Regions from separate parts of the Homo sapiens genome. Here region 2 is linked to region 1. Evidence: chromatin loops called from intact Hi-C (ENCODE). Cell type or tissue: dorsolateral prefrontal cortex. All regions are shown on one strand. Each heading gives the region's core, and the rest is flanking DNA. Links, peaks and the distances in the headings are about the cores only. Region 1 overlaps CDKL5 (cyclin dependent kinase like 5). Region 2 overlaps CDKL5 (cyclin dependent kinase like 5).

Region 1 (9,770 bases), core at 734-8,733:
GCGCAAAGAAAGCAACCTTATTTGGAGAGCCAGCAACCTGAGAAGATGGTGGACTAGTAATGTCCGAAAGAACCATCTTAATATGAATTTTCGCCTCCTTTTATGTTAGAGGAAGAGGGAAGAGGGAGGAGGTTGAGGTCAAGAGATGACTATGATGACCACAGACATCTAGGTGGCAGTGAGGGTCTGTGGAGGTTGTGAAACTTCTTTGTCCTTGGTCAGGTCACAATACTATAAATCTTTAACATGGCTGGGCATGGTGGCTCACTCCTGTAATCCTAGCACTTTGGGAAGCCGAGTCAGGCAGATAACTTGAGTCTAGGAGTTCAAGACCAGCCTGGGCAACATGGTGAAACACCGTCTCTATCAAAAATACAAAAATTAGCTGGGTGTGGTGGCACACACCTGTAGTCCCGCTACTCAGGAGGCTGAGGTGGGAGGATCACCTGAGCCCAGGAGGTCGAGGCTGCAGTGAGCCATGATTGCACCACTGCACTCTAGCCTGGGTGACAGAGTGAGACCCTGTCTCAAAAAAAAAAATCATTAACAACGTTGTTACTTGTGTGTACACTGCCCCTATCTCTTCAGGGGTTTTCAGAAGGGACTATTTGCTTTAAACTATAAACTGAATTTCTCCCATAGTTAGATGGTTTCACTGGGTGGTGGTGGGGGGGCTTAGAAGCAAAATGATGTTAGTCATGCTAGGCTTCCTTTTCACTGTTACATTGGGCTGGATTTGAGTTTTTTTGTGTTGTTATGGTTAACCTAGTGTACCCCAGTTTTCAAATTCTCTTAGAGATACTTTGTGATCAGGGTGGGAATTGGTTTACCAGAACAGTGTCTGTTCCAGTCTAAATTTCAGGTCTCCCCTTCGAAGTGTGCTTTAGTGAGGGTCTCTTTACATACTCTTGATTTTCTCCCGTCCCTTTCTCAGTGATATTCTGCTCTTACTGTTCCTGGAAGTTTGTTTGCTTGGAGGTGGGGAGGGGTGATAGGATGTGGTCTCTGTTCTTGATTAAGCCTCAGTTTCAGGCCTGACTCTCAGGATCTTGCCCCTTCCCTGGCTGTTGTATTGGGCTCAATGTGGAATCCTACCCCTCTCCCAGGACTTGGGCCCCCACCCCTCCTCCCTGCTGCTCTGATTTTTCACTATTGTCTTAAGGGTAGAAGTAACCATTGTCCTTTCTGTCACAGTGAAGGCTTGTCTTCCTGAGTGGAGATAGGGGAGAGTGATCTGAGGGTAGTGTCCAGCCTCTCAGGCTTAGCTGCTGCCCACCCCCAGGTTTGCATCACAATGAGCCTACCTCAGGACTCTTTAGAGCTCTGAGTGAGTGGGGTGGGGGAGTTGGAGGAGGAAGACCCTACAGGAAGTTGAGGTATCATATCCTCAATTTCTGTGACCCCCAGTGGTTTCACACTATCTTTTCAGCAAGCCACATTGGATTTCACGCATTTACTGACTCTTCTACCCGTTCTTTTTGGTGTCCAGCTGTACTCTCCAACAGGCGAGCACATGGTCGTCTCCTCTCTCCCTTCAGGTACTCTCCTTAGTTTTTGAGCCAACTGGTTGCTCTGTTGGTTTTTTTGTTTTGTTTTGTTTTGTTTTGTTTTGTTTTGTTTTGTTTTGAGGCGGAGTTTCGCTCTTTCGCCCAGGCTGAAGTGCTGTGGCGCGATCTCGGCTCACTGCAAGCTCCGCCTCCCGGGTTCACGCCATTCTCCTGCCTCAGCCTCCCGAGTAGCTGGGACTACAGGTGCCCGCCTCCACGCCCGGCTACTTTTTTTGTATTTTTGGTAGAGACGGGGTTTCACCATGTTAGCCAGGATGATCTCAATCTCTTGACCTCGTGATCCGCCCGCCTCGGCCTCCCAAAGTGCTGGGATTACAGGTGTGAGCCACCGCGCCTAGCGCTCTGTTGGGTTTAAAGAAAGTCTTGAATTTGAAATTAGTTCAGCTCTTTTTCATTGTAGTTCTCTTATTCCAGGGTTTAAGCCAGAAATTTGGTTACTCTTAAAATTTTAACATGAGCGTTTCCTTAAGTCTAAGCTTAATTATTATTCCTGTCCTCCTGAATAAGACCAAGAGTTTGGAATGATTTACTCCTTAACCGTCAGCCCCTCTTCCATGTTAATGTTATTTATGTGTTAGTTTTGCCTTATTTAAGCCACCTTACACCAATAAAAATAGTGAATATTTACTCATGTGCTTTTCAGGTTTCTTTGCTCACCATTCTTCCTTCACTCCATTTCTTCCTTCTTGGTTCAGTTTCTTCCTTCTTTATTAAAAAATGTTCTTAATTATTTCAGTAAGGGCCCCTTAATAGTAAATTTGGTTTTGGTGTTTGTGAAAGTGTCTGTACTTCACTTTTTCCCTTGAATGGTTGTTGAGCTGGGTCCAGAATTTTGGGTTAATTCCTTTCCCCGAGTACTTTGATGTTATTCTCTTGTGTTTTGACAAATTTGTAAATTTTTTTTAACTTTTAAGTTTGGGGCTACATGTGAAGTTTTGTTACATAGGTAAACACATGTCACAGGGGTTTGTTGTACATATTATTTCATCATCCAGGTAATAAGCCCAGTACCTAGTAGTTATCTTTTCTGCTCCTCTCCTTCCTCTCACCCTTCCCCTCAGGTAGAGGGGGATAGTTAATGTTATTCTTTTGTGTTTTGACAGATTTTTAAATTTTGTTTAACTTTTATTTTAGGTTTGGGGGTACACCTGAAGGTTTGTTACATAGGTAAACACATGTCTTAGGGGTTTGTTGTACAGATTATTTCATCACCCAGGTATTAAGCCCAGTACCCAATAGTCATTTTTTCTGCTCCTCTCCCTCCTCCCATCCTCCACCCTCAGGTAGTCCCCAATTTCTGTTGTTTCCTTGTGTTCATAAGTTCTTATCATTTAGCTCCCGTTAATTTTTAGTTTTTTGGTCTAGGCTGGTCTGGAACTCCTGGCTTCAAGTGATCCTCCTCAGCCTCCCAAAGATCTGGGATTACAGGTGTGAACCACTGCACCTGGCCTAGTTTTATTTGCTAATGACAAGTCAACAGTCAGTTTAGTTGTAATTTCGTTGTAGGTAAGTAATTCTCTCTCCTCTTGAGCTACTTTTAAGAGCTTTTCCTTGTTTATTTATTTATTTTTTATTTACAGTACTTTTGAGTTGCTGTTTATTTCCTTGTTTTTTTGATCTTCAGGGTTTTTTTTTTTTGCGATATCTCTAGGTGTGGATTTGTTTTATGTATCCTGCTTTTATTTGATGTATTCCATTAGTCTGAGGACCCCTGATGTCTTCAGCTGTGGGAGAAAATCTTAGCCATTATCTTTTAAAATAGTTTCGTCTCCATTTTCCATTTATGGAACCATTATTTAGATATGTTTTGGGATTTTTCATCACATCCTTCGTGTTGTTTAATTTACATTTCTATCTCTTCTGGCTAATCTCTTGACATCTATCATACGATTCACTAATTTCCTCTTTGGCTGTGCAGTTAATTTGTTAACTTATTGAGGGTTTCACTAAAAACATTTGGCTATATATAGTCAAATATATAAATATTGATATTTATACAAATATACAAATATATATGTGTGTACAAACATATATATACATGTTTTAAAGATAGGATCTTGCTGTGTTGCCCAGGTTGGTGTTGAACTCTTGGTCTCAAGTGATCCTCCCACCTTGGTCCCCCAAAGTGCTGGGATGTACAGGCATGAGCCACTGTGCCCCACCTCGAATATATTTTCAAATTTAAGAATTTCTGTTACATTTTCTTTCAAACCTGTATTTAAATTTTCTTTCAAATCAGCTTTTAAATTTTCATAAGAGCATTTTCTTTGGACATTTAAAAATATAGTTATGTTTAAGTCCTCTTTGGATTATTTTCTTAGCTGTAATTTTTGAGGAATGAAATCTCCCATTTGGCTTCCCTTCTTCCCTCCAAGATTTTTGCTGTTTCTCCGTGTGGTGTGCAGTATTTGACAATTTAACGATTGTTTGCCTATGCCCGGGTTGTGGAATGCTCTTTTGGTCTAGTTTTGCATTTGTCTCTGATGGGACCCTTTGGGTTCACTGCGTCTAGAGAGGTTTTGGTCTATTCTCAGATGGGTCTCCAGCACCTGGAAAGTAGTGTAAATTTTGACTCCATATTTGTGTAGAACAGACTTGGGGTTTTCCCTTCTGTTTGGGTCACTTTTTTTTTTTTTTTTTTTGAGACGGAGCCTTGCTCTGTTGCCTAGGCTGGAGTGCAATGGCACGATCTCAGCTCACTGCATCCTCTGGTTCCCGGGTTCAAGTGATTCTCCTGCCTCAGCCTCTTGAGTAGCTGGGATTACAGGCACACGCCACCACGCCCTGCTAATTTTTGTATTTTTAGTAGAGACAGGGTTTCACCATGTTGGTCAGGCTGGTCTCGGACTCCTGACCTCAAGGGATCTGCCCGCCTCAGCCTCCCAAAGTGCTGGGATTACAGGCATGAGCCACCGCATCCAGCCTGTTTGGGTCACTTTCTCTGCACAGCGCTGGGCTGGTGCTTGTAGCTTTTCTTTTTATTTTTTCACTCAAGGACAGTCCTTTATGTCTTTGTCTTTGTGCTAGTGGTTCACCTCCAGCTTCTTTCCCATGCACAGGCTTCAGGCAACTGATAATACTTTGGCTCAGTATCTCCACCCAAATCTGATCTCGAATTGTAATCCCCACATGTCAAGGGGAGGGACTTAGTGGGAAGTGACTGGATCATGGGGGCGGTTTCCCCCGTGCTGTTCCTGTGAGTTCTCATGAGATCTGATGATTTTATAAGGGGCTCTTCACCCTTTACACTCTGTGCCCTGCTGCCTTGTGGAGAAGGTGCCTGCTTCCCCTTCTGCCATGATTGTTAAGTTTCCTGAGGCCTCCCCAGCCATACGGAACTGGGGGTCAATTCAACCTTTTTCCTTTATAAAATAAATTACCCAATCTTGGGTAGTATCTTTAAAGCAGTGTGAGAATGGACTAATACAGGAAACTTCTCCAGTTTCCTGGTCCTGTAATCATTTGCATTTGCAGCCCTTGATTTAGAGGGCAGGGGTGAGCAGGTGTTTATCATATGAAGAATCTCATTTAATACGTTTTTCTGTCTTTGCAGCCACTCCTTTCTATTCTATTTTCTTCCTGACTGTTGATCAGGAAGTAGTTCTACCAGTTAAGAACAAGAAAGTAGGCTTGTAATCCCAGCACTTTGGGAGGCCGAGGTGGGCAGATCACCTGAGGTCAGGAGTTTGAGACCAGCCTGGCCAACGTGGTGAAACCCCGTCTCTACTAAAAATACAAAAAAAAAAAAAAAAAATTAGCCAGGGATGGTGGGCGGGCACCTGTAATGGGAGGCTGAGGCAGGAGAATCGCTTGAACCTGGGAGGCAGAGGTTGCAGTCCGTGAGCTGAGACCACGCCATTGCACTCCAGCCTGGGCAACAAGAACAAAACTCTGTCTCAGAAAAAAAAAACAAAAAAACAAAAAAACAAAACTGGGAAGTAGTTGTAACCACAGACAACCCCCACCTTGAACAGGTTATTTACCAAAAGTTCTTTTGGACATTGATTGTATAGAACACAGTTCACATTATCTGATAGGAACTATGTTATTTAAAAAATGGATTTGTTTCCCAGGTGAGCCTGAGGAGTCTGTTCTCTCCTTTATGCAGTTGAAATTCATATAGACTTGTGAGTTCTTTGGGACTGTAATCAATATACAGTATGTGATTTCTGTGGGAAGGTATAATACATTTTAACGTTCTCAGTGAAGAAGGGAGTATGCTGTTTTCCAACCCCAGTCGGTATTCCCTGGTGTGACCTGCCAGCTACCAGACCCCAACAGTTGTTACAAACTCTAGCCACTGTTTTCAAATCTGCCACTAAATATCACCACTCATACTCAGCACATGACCTTGCCTCCACTTCACTGAGAACTTTGAGCCATCTGGTTGATTTTCTTCACACTTCTACCAGTTTGTCATCCCTGCTTCTCCAGAGTTGCCCTCTCCTCCTGTCTCAGGGGATGAGATGCTTCTTCTGCTGTTTGAGGCAGTCCTTTGCCAGGAGCCTTAGGCTTCACTGCTGCTTCTTTGGCAGTCTTTTCTCATCAGTTATTCCCCTTCATTCTCCCCATTCTGTTCCCAGTGGCTGTCCACTTGGGGAGGAGGGGTGAAGATTTTGCCTCCAGGAGACATTTGGCAGTGTCTGCAGACATTTTTGGTTGTCACAATTGGGGGGTGGTGGTGATGCATGTGCTGCTAGCATCTAACGGGTAGAGGCGTGTAGATATCCTACAATGTACAGGACAGCCCCATGACAAAGGATTACCTGGTCCACAATGTCAGTAGTGCCTGGGTTGAGTAATGTTGCTGCATCCTCAGGGTCTCACTTTTGACTCCTTCGTTTTTCTCTGCCCATTATCTTATGCCTAAGATTCTCATCCTAGGAAACCTTCCCTGAACCACATGTCCAATCCTCTCCTAGCTACCTAACTTCTCCCCTTCTCACTGAAACTTCTGAAAGAGCGATTTACACGTAGTCTCTCATTCACTCTTCAAATTTTAGCTGTTGCTTTCTGGCTTCCCACCCCCACCGCTGCTTAAACTGTTTTTGCTGAGAATGCCTGTGACCTCTTGTGTGCTGCATCTAGTGGATTCATTTAGTCCTAATTTTACTTGACATTTTTGTTGCACCTGACACTGTTAATCACTATCCCCTTGAACCAATGTATTCCATTGTCATCCTTGTTCTCCATGTCCTTCTCTTGTATTTCTTTCCCTCCCTCCTGTGTGGGCTTCTTGATGATCTACTTACTCCTTACACACTGCTGTTACCTGGTTTTGACTTCTTAGCCAAGAATTATCATAGGTCATTGTCTCCATGAAGTACCTTAGTTACCCCAAGGATTTCAGTTGCACTTATATACAGATGTTTTTCTAAATTTCTAAATTCTTTTTTTTTTTCTTTTTGAGACAGGGTCTCACTCTGTTTCCCTGGCTGGAGTGCAATGGCATGATCACAGCTCACTGTATCCTCACCCTGTAAAAACGGGGTTTCTCTGTGTTGCCCAGGCTGGTCTCAGAACTCCTGGTTTAAGCGATCCAACTGCCTTGACCTCCCAAAGTACTGGGATTACATGCATCAGCCACCATGCCCGGCTTAAATTCTTCCATGACTTTTCCCCTCCAGGCTTTAGTGTCTCTTGTAATCTGCTGGAAATCTACACCTGAATATTCTATAGGTACCTTACGCTCAGCATGTCTAATGTGAAGTACATCTTTTCCTCAAACTTCGTTTTCTGAGATCCACCTGGGCTCCCAAGACAGATAGTGGGGTCTTGTCCAGTTCATATATTATCTACAGTTGCCAATGTGATATAAAATATGATTTAGGTCATATCACCTACTTGAAAGTCTGCACTGGTGCTGTCTTGGTAACAGAAAGAGAAAGACTGAATTCCCTTATTTTGCCCATCAGGCTCTCCTTGATATAGTCTCTGCCCACCCACCTCTCCAACCTCACATCATCTCTCTTCTGCCTCATACGCTATGCTCCGGCACGTATAGGTTCCTATACAATTTTGTTTCATACTTGATGTCTTTACTTTTTGTCTTTTGCCTGGAATGCAGTATTTTTCTATTGAATATGTGGGTTGCTTGCCTTCTGAGTGGTGAGATTCCCCATTCCTCATGGAAGCTACAGTTAATTGGCACCTTGCCCCACTTCTGTGGCCTCAACATTATGAGGAGTAAGGATGTCTGAATTATTTCAGAGAGCCAGGGCTTGGTAAATGCTGCATTAGTCTTGTTGAAAGAAGGTAGGGAGGGGACATTGGCAAGGGTGTTTCACAGCTCTTCAGTTGTTTCTTTCCTCAGTCCCTACTTCCTCTATTTTATTACCTTTCAGGGGTTCTTCTGGAAAAATGTATCTTTGGAGGGAGAGCCTCTTTTCTTTATTTTTTTAAATTTATTTATTTATTTTTGAGACGAAGTCTCACTCTGTTGCCCAGGCTGGAGTGCAGTGGCACGATCTCAGCTCACTGCAACCTCTGCCTCCTGGGTTCAAGCAATTCTCTGCCTCAGCCTCCTGAGTAGCTGGGATTACAGGCGCCCGCCACCATGACTGGCTAATTTTTTTGTATTTTTAGTAGAGGCAGGATTTCACCATCTTGGCCAAGCTGGTCTTGAACTCCTGACCTCATGACCCACCCGCCTTGGCCTCCCAAAGTGCTGGGATTACAGGCGTGAGCCACTGCGCCCGGCCTGAGAGCCTGTTTTCTTTGGGTTTTGCCATCTATTTTAACTTGCTTCAGTGCTCCTTGGAATTCCTCACTGATCTATGTGCTGAGAGCATCTCCTAGATTCTCAGGGCTGCTCTGGATTAATTTTTTATTTCTTTCGCTTATTTCACTGAGTTTTGGTGTGGGAGGAAAGGTAAATGTGTGTTTGGTCAGCCATTTTAAAGTAGAGCTTCAGTGCCCTGTCTTCGTGGGTTTCCCCCTTTTCTCTATTGCAGACATCATGGCCGAGAATGTCTTTTAAAGTGAATCATTGTGTACACCTTTGATCATTTTATTAAGATACTGGCCTTATATCCTGCCCTTCCCCCCTGCCGCCCCCCAGAATCACTGGGTGGTGATGGTAGATGATTCACATGGGAATGTGCTACACTTGTGAAAGATGTAGAGGAAATACTGCTGATTCTCCTGAAGGAAAAGTCTGTTAATTTTTCTCTGTTGGCCATTCTGGCCGCATGGTTTCTCCTTATTGTTTTTTTGTTGGATTTTAAAAATTACTAGTAAGATTGAACATTTATAAGATTCATTTGTTGCCCATTTATATTTTTTCCTGCATTTTCTTTTCATGTTAATAAAAGTTTTTTCCCCTTAATACGATTCCCTTAATTCTTTTTTTTTTTTTTTGGAGACGGAGGCTCACTCTGTCTCCAGGCTGGAGTGCAGTGGCGCAATCTTGGCTCACTGCAACCTCCACCTCCCATGTTCAAGCGATTCCCCTGCCTCGGCCTTCCGAGTAGCTGGGACTACCGGCGCATGCCACCACGCGCAGCTAATTTTTGTATTTTTAGTAGAGTCGGGGTTTCACCATGTTGGCCAGGATGGTCTCGATCTCTTGACCTCGTGATCTGCCCGCCTCGGCCTCCCAAAGTGCTGGGATTACAGGCATGAGCCACTGTGCCCGGTCCCCTTAATTCTTTTGAAGTGAAATAAGCAGATGCTGCCAAATGTAAGATATGGCCCGGTCCCCTTAATTCTTTTGAAGTGAAATAAGCAGATGCTGCCAAATGTAAGATATGTTGCTCAGTTTTTAGTGTAGATTTATTATGTTCTGATTCTTGGAAAATGAAAATCTACTCCTGGTTTTTTGGTTAATACATACCTCATGCGGTGGCTGTGAAAATTAAACTAAATAACATAGGTGAAGTGCCCAACACAGTACTTGGTACATAATAGGCAGCATTAAATACTAGTTCCTGTTATTCATTCTTTCTTCTTTGCCAGATTATTAAAATGACTACAGTACTCCACACCTTAGACAAAAAGTTGTTTTTACTGAACCCTTGTTCGATGAAGGACAGTATGCCAAATACCTTGAGGGATACAGAGATGTTTTAGGCTGCTTCCTGTCCAGGGATAAATATTAGCATACTATATATATAGTTACATTTTGAGGCTTTTTTTTTGAGACAGAGTTTTGCTCTTGTTGCCCAGGCTGGAGTGCAATGGCGCAGTCTTGGCTCACTGCAA
Region 2 (9,770 bases), core at 598-8,597, 50 kb after region 1:
CTGGAAGCTTACCTTGGTAAATGATTTGGAACCGTAATGAAAAAAGAGGGTAGGCTTTATATATTTTATATTGGTGCCTTAGGAATTGACATTTATTTATTGAGGATTTTTGTGCTCATTTTCAATTTGAAAGGGTCCTAGTGTTTAGAATTAAATTGTGGGACTTGAAAGCTAAAAAGGAACTTGGAGATCGTCCAACTGAGGAGCCTTATTTTTTAAATGAGGAAACAAAAGTTGTCAAGATCAACCATAAATCTGATAGTTTGGCTTGGTGAAAGAAACCTAGGTTTCAGAAAATCTCTCATGTAGTTTGCAGTTTATAGCCACAAGGACCAGGAGTCTGAAGACTTGATAAGAGGGTCTGTTTTTCAAAATATTAACAAAGTTTAGCCTGGAAGCTCCCTTTGTGAATTTTCCATGTCATTGACAGTGTTTGAAATCTCGTCATGTCTTCAGGATCAATAACCTCTACCATGTACTTTTATACTTTTTAATTAGCGGATTTTCAAACTTTTAAAAACAGTAACTCCTTTTTTTCAATATAATCTTATATTGAACCACAGGATACAAAAAAGATACGTGATATTTAATTAAAATAGTTTTAAGCACAATTTTAATTTGTTGGATAATAAATTAATGATGACATAGCTAAAATTTATGAAATGCTGATTAGAGTACTGTACATACATATTTCACTTCTCTCTCTAGCTTAAAATATTTGAATGGGTGTACTGTAATTCATTTAACTAGGCCCTTGTTGATGTGTATTTAGACTGTTTCCATTCTTGTTTTTGCAAACAATGTTGCAGTGAATAATGTATGTATACATTATGTGGTGTGTGTGTATGTGTTTCTGGGGATAAATTCTGGAAATGTAATTGCTGTGTCATTAGAATATGTTTTTAGTTTTGAAGGATTTTATCAAATTGGTTTCCAATTTGATATATATTCCCACCAGCAGTGTATGAGCAAGCTTAATTCTCTCATGCTCTCATCAGCATGGTATGTTATTTTTGGTTTTTGCTAATGTAAAAAATTGTATCTCAGTGTGGTTTTAATCTTCTATTTGTATTATATGTAAATTTGAGTAACTTTTTTATGTTTAAGAGCCATTTGTGTTTCTTTTTCTCTGAACTATTTGTTCATATCACTTTGCCCATTTTAAAAATTGGGTTTCCGCCCCTCTTAATGAGCAGGAGTAGCCTTCTGTGTATTGAGTTTAACTTTGTGATATAAGTTGCAGATTCTTTTCCTCAGGTTTTCATTTCTATTTTTCCTGTAGTTTGTACCTTTTCCATTTTTATGGATATCTAAACTCAACCTTAACTTGACAAATGGAACCTTGGATTTCTATCCTTCCTTTAACCTCCTTCTCTTCTAGTCTTCCTCAGTGAAGAAACAGCACCTCTCATGTGTCTCTACTCATACATAGCCCAAGCCCAAAACCAAGAAGTTATCCTTGCCTCCTCTTTCCCTCCCTCCCTGTCTCTAATCCATCCTCAGTGGTATTGACTTCCTCTCCAACATGTCCCAAATCTATTCATTTCTCTTAATATCCACCAATTTAGTCCATCCTCCCCTTATCTTTCACCTGGGTGGCTGCCATGGCTTCCTAGCTGTTCTACCCCAAAACTGATGTCTCCCGTTCCAGGTACTGAGCCATTCTCTACTCTGTAGCTTATGTGATCTTTTCAAACTGCAAATAATCAGATTGTCATACCACTCCCTGAATCCACCCCTCCTATTCTTGTTCAAAACCCTCCTGTAAGTCCTTATGTCCCATGGCAAAGATTATGCTTCTTGAAATAGCCCAACCTGCTGTTTCTCCAGCCTCACCTTGTACTATGTTATTGACCCCCACCCCTCCCCACCTCACCTGTGGGTCTCTTGTGTCACCCTGTTCCCTCCTGACTTGGGGCTTTAGCATAAATTATTTTCTCCTGGAGCATCCCCCTTCTTCCATGAGTTTATGTTGAATTATTCTACAGGCCTCAGCTCACTAATTGCTTTCTCTAAGAGAGCCAACAACTCTTCCTAATAGGTGGGAAACCCCTGTCATAAGCCCTTCCAGCAACTTATATCTCTTTCATAGCACTAATATTTACTGTTTTATACTTACTGTGTGAGTCTTTGATTAAGCTCTATGAGATAGGGATCTTGTCTGTTTTCTTTACTGTTATGTCCCAGAATCTATCATAGTACCCGGTACATGGTTAGCTCTCAAAACATTGAATGATTGCTTAACTATAAACCCTTAGGTGTAGAGTTTACAGAATGTACTGTTTTGCCCTTTCTGGAAAATGGGACATTTGCTCTTGGCCAGTCTTTGTTCTCCTCTTCTTTTCCCTGTGATTTTCCCAAGACTACTAAATTTCAGCAATTCCATTTTGAAAGTCTTAAAGCATTTCAAACATGAAATTTATCCAGGTCAATGGTCTTGAATTCATTTAAAGCCTGTAGGTGTTCTTCAAGTCTTGGACTTCAGTTCCTTCCATTCCTTTTTCATGTGAAGTTTATTTTTCTTGGAGTTGAGGACAATAACTCAGACCACATTTTCTGACCCACATCAATCCAGCAAAATCTAGGTGGTCCCCAACTTCTGTAAGTTTATTTTAAATTCAGTTACTTAGAATTTGCAGTTCAGAAAATATTACCCCAAAGAAACCGTGTTAAAATTGATCTTTATATTTTCATGAAGATGTCTTCAAAATCCTTTTAACCAATAGGGTATCTGAAATAGTACAGTTTTAGTATGAACTCTGAGTTTCTCTGATCCTATTTTATTGAGGCAGGGTCTTGCTCATCACCCAGGCTAGAGTGCAGTGGCGTGATCATGGCTCTCTGCAGCTTCGACTTCCTGTGTTCAAATGATTCTCCCACCTCAGCCTCCTGAGTAGCTGGGAGTAGCTGGGACTCAGGCATGCACCACCACGCTTGGTTAATTTTTTGTAGATGCAGGGTTTTGCCATGTTGCCCAGGCTGGTCTCAAACTCCTGGAGTCAAGCGATTGGCCTGCCTCAGCGTCCCAAAGTGGTGGGATTACAGGCGTGAGCCAGCGCCCCTGGCTCTGATCCCATTTTAGCTCTGTTTTTCTTTTTCTTTCTTTCTTTTTTTTTGGGGACAAAGTCTTGCTCCGTCGCCCAGGCTGGAGTGCAATGGCAAGATCTTGGCTCACTGCAACCTCCGCCTCCTGGGTTCAAGTGATTCTCCTGCCTCAGCCTTCCAAGTAGCTGGGATTACAGGCATGTGCCACCATACCCCGTTAATTTTTTGTATTTCTTTTTTTTTTAGTAGAGATGGGGTTTTTGCCACGTTGGCCAGGCTGGTCTCTAATGCCTGACCTCAGGTGATCCACCCGCCTTGGCCTCCCATAGTGCTGGGATTACAGGCGTTAGCCACCCAGCCCAGCCTTAGCTCTGTTTTTCAATCTGAATCCAAAGACCCTCATATTAGGAAGGGCTGGGAGTTTAGGAGGATTGGCAGTGCTGGGAGAAGTATCAAGTAGCTGGTAGAAGATACATTGGGTTGATACTGGATTTCCTCCCTTGTGGAAGGATTCTGAAGGTCAAGGGTAGGGAGGCACATAACATATTTGGTAGTTTGAAATTTTTATGCTAGTAAATTGTGTATAACTCATGATAATCAAATATCTGTTTGATTTAATAAGGGGGGACTGAATTATAAAGGATGGATTGATAAATCAAGTTACTCTCCACTTTTGGGAGAATAAAGCAAAATGAAGATCCTATTAATTATGGGTCAGATGGTCCCATCTAGAAAGAAAACTAAGTAGGAGTGCTTCATCTCCTTGCTTGTATTCAGCATGGAGAAGTCTTTACAAAAGGGTAATTAATTAGGGTGTTTTTCACAAGGCCGTGCCTTCCATAGAAATGGTTTTCTTCTGTATGTGGATCTTGAGTTTTAAGATGCTTTCCAACCATTTGAACTCTCTTATTATAACAGAAGTTTAGTCATGTACCAAATGTATTCCTATGCAATTTTCAGTGACAAAATGGTTCTCTCATTTGGATGTGTAAAAACAATGCCAGGAACAAAAACAAAACTCATGATTCAACTGATTTTGTACTCTCTTTGGGAAGAAGAAAAGACCCGTTGAGATGAAGATTATAATTTCAGTAACAAAGAAAACATTCAAGGCCCAGGCAGCTCTTAAATTCAATACTAATAATCTATGAAATAAATTATAAGCCTACGTTTCTGTCAGTTCTTTAGATACCTGCTTGTTTGCTAATACAGAAACATTGCTTAATTTTACATGTATTTTCTTAGTGTGAGTCAAATCCAACCTAAAATGCATTTGGTTATTTGTTTACACAGTTAGTGACTGGTAATCAAAAACGCAAACAATTTTTGAGGGAGTTAGAATCTTCACTTTAGTAGGTACCTTAGAGGGCATCTAGTTTAGTACAGGATTCCTTTCTACCAGGGACAAACTGTTTACAGAGGCCCCTTCCTGCCTCTTGCGAGGTTCCTCCTTGTCTGTTCTGCTTCAGATATACAGGCCTTCTGTGTTCCTTGAATTTATCAAACTCTCTAAGACTCTTTGTACTGCCTTGAACACTCTTCTCATAGCCCTGGTGGCTTGGAATTTTTACATGGGACAGATTTCTCTGAAATACTGCCTTCTCAGACAACCTTCCCCAGATCTCCTACCTAAAGGACCTCTCCCCTTCCCAACTGCCATAACTCTATCATAAGACTCTGTTTTATTTCCTTATAATACTTGTCACTGTCTGAAATTATCATATTTATTGTCTATCTCCTTTAGCTCCATGAGAGCAGGAGCATGGTCCATGTTGTTCACCGCTATATCCTGAAGTATCTACAATAGTGGCTGTCCCATTGTAGGCATCTGACAAGTATGACAAAAATGAGAATGAATGAATAACCATTGATGATTGATCATTTTGTTAATGTTAAAACCAAACTCTGTAAAATATTTTAAAGAGGTTTATTCTGAGCTAATGTGAGTGACCATGGTCTGGGGAACAGTCTCAAGAGCCCTGACAAAATATGTCCTAGGCTATCAGATTGCAGTCTGCTTTTATATGTTTTAGGGAGAGAATTGTAGGTAAAATCATCAGTCAGTACTTGGAGGATGATGTACATTGGTTCAGCCAAGGTAGTGGGGGATCATAGGTGGATTAAAGGATTTTCTGATTCGCAGTTGGTTGAAAGAGTTAAGCTTTTTCTAAAGACTTGAAGTCAGTAGAAAGAAATGGTAAAGTTAAGATAAGGGGGTTGTGGAGGCCAAGGTTCTTGTTATGTAGTAAAGCCTCATAGGTAGCAGCTTTCAGGGAGAATAGATGGTAAATGTCTCTTTTCAGACCTTAAAGGTGTCAGGCTCTCAGTTAATGTCTCCTAGGTTGGGGGAAAGGCCCAGAAAGGGAAGGCTTGGCTGCACTATGGAGATTCTGTTGGCCCCGTGACAGTTATTTTAAAATATGTCAAAGAAATATATTTTGGGGTAAAATATTTTGATTGCCTTCAGGGTCTGCTATTTGTCATGTGATGCTATAACACAGTCAGATTGGAAAGTAAGCCACATTATACTTTATACTAGGTTAATCATCTCTGATGAGGCTTTATGGTTTGTAGGGCGTGACTTAACCCCTGCTTTGCCTGACCTTAGGTGTTGTTTATAATTTGTTATCTTATTGCCACAGTGTCTGGTTTGCCAGTCTTAGGATCGCCATCCAAAAAGAGGGAGTATAACGAGGTATGTCTGACCTCTCTTCCTGGCTGGGAATTCAGTTTTTCAGGTTTCTCTGGGGTGCCCTTGGCCAAGAAGGAGTTTGTTCAGTCAGCTGGGGGGTTTAGGATTTTTTTTTTTTTCTTTTTGAGATGGAGTCTTGCTCTGTTTTCCAGGCTGGAGTGCAGTGGCGCTATCTCGGCTTACTGTAACCTCTGCCTCCTGGGTTCAAGCAATTCTCCTGCCTCAGCCTCCCGAGTAGCTGGGATTGCAGACATACGCCACCACCCCCGGCTAATTTAGGATTTTATTTTTGGTTTACATGTTCCAATCACTACTGAGCTGAAATTTGTCTCCTTTTTGCTTCTACTACTGAACTTAGTTCTGTCCCCTGGAATAAATCACTGGCTCGATTCCATTTTTTCCAAAGTCTTCAGACATTTGGATGTCAGTCATCTCTCACTGAGGCCAAACTCACCTGGTTTCCTTACCAGTTCCTCATCTGGCATGGTTTTAGGTGAGTGGTCACTATCCAGGTTATCAGTTGTTGGCAATTTTTGGTTTTGTTGTTGTGATACCCAGCACTAAACATAGTGCATTATGTGGTGTCTTGAACTTCCGAGAGAGAGAACAGTTAAACTTTCTTGTTTAATGTGATACTGCAATGCTTTGTCTTTGATAAAAATTATTTTTTAATACCATATAAATGACGAAGGAACTATTTATATATGAAATCATTATCAGAAATATTCTGAGGTCTTAAAAGCTTGTTTTATAATGGAATATAACAACGTAGAAATACATTAAACATAAGTATATACTCTAATGAACAATTATAAGTGAATGTCTATTTAACCATCACTCAAGACATAGAAATAGTGCCCCAGGAACCCCTCCTGTGTTGTGTTGTGTTGTGTTGTCTTGTCTAGCCTTTCCCTTTCCCTTTCTCTTTCCCTTTCTTCCTTCCTTTCTTTCCTTTCTTTCTCTGTCACCCCGGCAGTGCACAGTGCACAGTGCACAATCACGGCTCACCGCAGCTGTGATCACCTAGGCTCAAGGAATCCTCCCACTTCAGCCTCCCAAGTAGCTGGGACTAGAGGTGTTCGCCACCAACGCCCAGCTAATTAAAAAAAAAAAAAAAAAGTTGTTGTAGAGACAAGGTCTCATTATGTTGCCCAGGCTGGTCTCAAACTCCTGGGTTTAAGTGATCCTTCCGCCTCAGCCTTCCAAAGTGCCGCCTCAGCCTTCCAAAATGCCGGGCTGCCATATGTCTTTTCTCAATCTCAGTCCCTCCTTAGAGGTAATTAATATCCTGATTTTTTTACAATAAACACTTCCTTGATCACTTTTTTATACAGTTACCACTTACATGTACATACTTAATATAGTTTATAGTTCAGCTTTGCCTGTTTTTAAACTGTATATAAAAGAAACAATGCTGTTGTATCAGTTTTCTGTTGCATAATAACTTACCACATGCTTAGCCATGTTAAGACACCATATATTATTAGCTCACAGTTCTGTAGGTTCCCAGCCTGATCTTTTTATTACTTGTGTTTTCTGTTTCATGAATTTTTGCTCTTACTCATTTCTTTCTTCACATTTTCATTGGGCTCATTTTGTGTTTCTTTTGTTTAGCCTCTTGAGTTTGATGCTTAGTTCATGTTTCCAGTTTTTAGTATTTTCTGATATATGCATATAAGATTCTCAATTTCCTCCTTAAGCATTGTTTTCTTTCTATAGATTTGTATTTTTGTTATTGTTAAGTGTATTATGTTTTCTTCCTTGATTGACATATGGATTATTTTGGGAGTGTATTTATTTCCAAACATAAGAATTATTTTCTAACTACTTCTTTTGTGATTGATCAACTTTAGTTGTGGAAAGAGACCATCCTTTTACTTCAGTCCTTGTAATTTATTTTATTTATTTATTTATTTTTGAGATGGAGTTTTGCTCTGTTGCTCAGGCTGGAGTGCAGTGGCGCCATTTGGCTCACTGCATCCTCTGTGATTCTCGTGCCTCAGCCTCCTGAGTAGCTGGGACTACAGGCACGTGGTCATCACACCTGGCTAAGTTTTGTGTTTTTAGTAGAGACAGGATTTCACCATGTTAACCAGGCTGGTCTCGAACTCCTGGCCTCAAGTAATCTGCCTACCTCAGCCTCCCAAAATACTGGGATTACAGGCCCGAGCCACTGTGCCCGGCCCTTGTAATTTATTTTGAATTGCTTTATGGCCTAGCATATGATCAGTTTTTGTGAATGTTGTATGTGTGCTTGGAGAGGAGAAAAAGATATTTTGCAGTTCTTTGCTATAGTTGATATGTTCATTTGGTCAAATTTTAAAAACATGTTCAATGTCTTCTTTATCCTAATATTTTTCTCTTTCATTTAGTTCTCTTTTTTTGTTATGCTCTCTATCTAGCATTCTAATTTATTTTTATAGTTTGATCTTTCACCTTTTGGACCTTTTAGTTCTGTCACAATGTTCAGTCTTTGTTTTTTTTTTTTTTTTTGAGATGGAGTCTCGCTCTGTCGCCGAGGCTAGAGTGCAGTGGCTCGATCTCGGCTCACTGTAAGCTCCGCCTCCCGGGTTCATGCCATTCTCCTGCCTCAGCCTCCCGAGTAGCTGGGACTACAGGCGCCCACCACAATGCCCGGCTAATTTTTTTGTATTTTTTCAGTAGAGACAGGGTTTCACCATGTTAACCAGGATGGTCTGGATCTCCTGACCTCGTGATCCACCCGCCTCGGCCTCGGCCTCCTAAAGTGCTGGGATTACAGGCGTGAGCCACTGCACCCGGCCAGTCTGGTTTTTATTGCATCAACCCTACCGTTGTTTTGTAGGCTATTGCTGATCATTTATAGGCTATCCCTGACCCAAAGTCTTTTGGGATCATTTTCTTTTTCAGTTGTTTCTATTGGTTCTTGTTCGTGGTATCTTACCTTGCGTGTTTGGCCATCTTTGATTATGTACTGCACATTGTAAATGAGAAACTATCTGTAGCAGTATTGTGAGGCCTGGTTGATGCCATCTTCCCTCAGAGCGTTGCTTTTTTTCTTTGTTTCACCCAGACAACTGGTGGCTTTAACAATCTGAATGTGGAACCACCTTAATCCAAAGTACATTTAAAGATTTTATCTAGATCGCCCAGATGACATAAACCTACAGTTCAAGTTTGTCCAAGGGCTGATTTATTTCTGTTTTTTCTTATCCTGGGAGTATATTCTGGGGTTTTGGCTTCAAGTGAGTGGTGATTTATCAAACTTTCTCCTTATTTATAAAAATTTTATTTTTAATGATTATAGCTACTTAATAGTTGTATATATTTATGGGATACATGTTATATTTTGATACAAGCATACAATATGTAATGATCAGGGTAATTGGGGTATCCATCATTTCAAGCATTTATCATTTCTTTGTGTTAGGAACCTCCCAATTCCACTCTTTTAGTTATTTTGAAATATACAATAAATTATTGCTAACAAACTTTCTCATTTTGAGACACCCTTGACTTTGAATTTTGTGTTCCTTGATCTCTAACGATTTCAAGAGCAAACCTGTTTTTCTCTCATTTTCTGGATCTTCAAATACCAGAAAAGCTAAAATAGTTTTGGGTGGTTTGGATTATCTCTCTGGATTCTATTCTTTTGCTTTGATTGCTTTGATTTTAGCCAGGTAATTCTTCACAATCTTGTTAAGTGTTTGGAGCTTTTAAGATGTTTCTGAAAAGTATTCCCTCTAGCATTTGTATTTGTCTGTAAAGGGACATTTCATCCAAGATATGTAGTTTGCCATCACCAGAACTAAAACGTTTTAGTTTTTATGCCTTAAAAAAAAAGATTAATCAGTTATATTCATATAAAATTGCAGCTAAATCCAATATGGCATAATTTTTTTCTTCAGTATGAATACTGGTATTTAAAAGACCATTCTTGACATCCAAGATAAGTATCCACTCACATCATTATTATTTTTTTTATTTGTTTTGAGACCGACTCTCCTTCTGTTGCCCAGGCTGGAGTGCAGTGACGTGATCTTGGCTCACTGCA

Evidence for each region. A loop is a pair of places that touch in the nucleus more often than their neighbours do. Peaks named below come from ENCODE experiments on the same cell type or tissue, not always from the same donor. Only the 100,000 strongest peaks of a DNase experiment are listed, where the experiment ranks them.
Region 2: a loop joins it to region 1, with 1.8 times the contacts of the local background. A loop is called at or near these places in 2 of 110 quality-filtered maps.

What each region holds. Positions count from the first base shown.
Region 1 is chrX:18,440,886-18,450,655 of GRCh38, forward strand. The region is part of intron 1 of CDKL5 (cyclin dependent kinase like 5); the gene reads left to right. Among named protein-coding and RNA genes, the nearest start is that of CDKL5, 20 kb to the left of the region's middle. RefSeq lists enhancers at 1,192-1,693, 1,694-2,193. In dorsolateral prefrontal cortex, for the core only: no CTCF peak of the experiment used is centred there; no DNase peak of the experiment used is centred there; H3K27me3 peaks cover 3,493 bases.
Region 2 is chrX:18,491,149-18,500,918 of GRCh38, forward strand. The region is part of intron 1 of CDKL5 (cyclin dependent kinase like 5); the gene reads left to right. Among named protein-coding and RNA genes, the nearest start is that of CDKL5, 70 kb to the left of the region's middle. In dorsolateral prefrontal cortex, for the core only: no CTCF peak of the experiment used is centred there; no DNase peak of the experiment used is centred there; H3K27ac peaks cover 2,631 bases; H3K27me3 peaks cover 2,933 bases.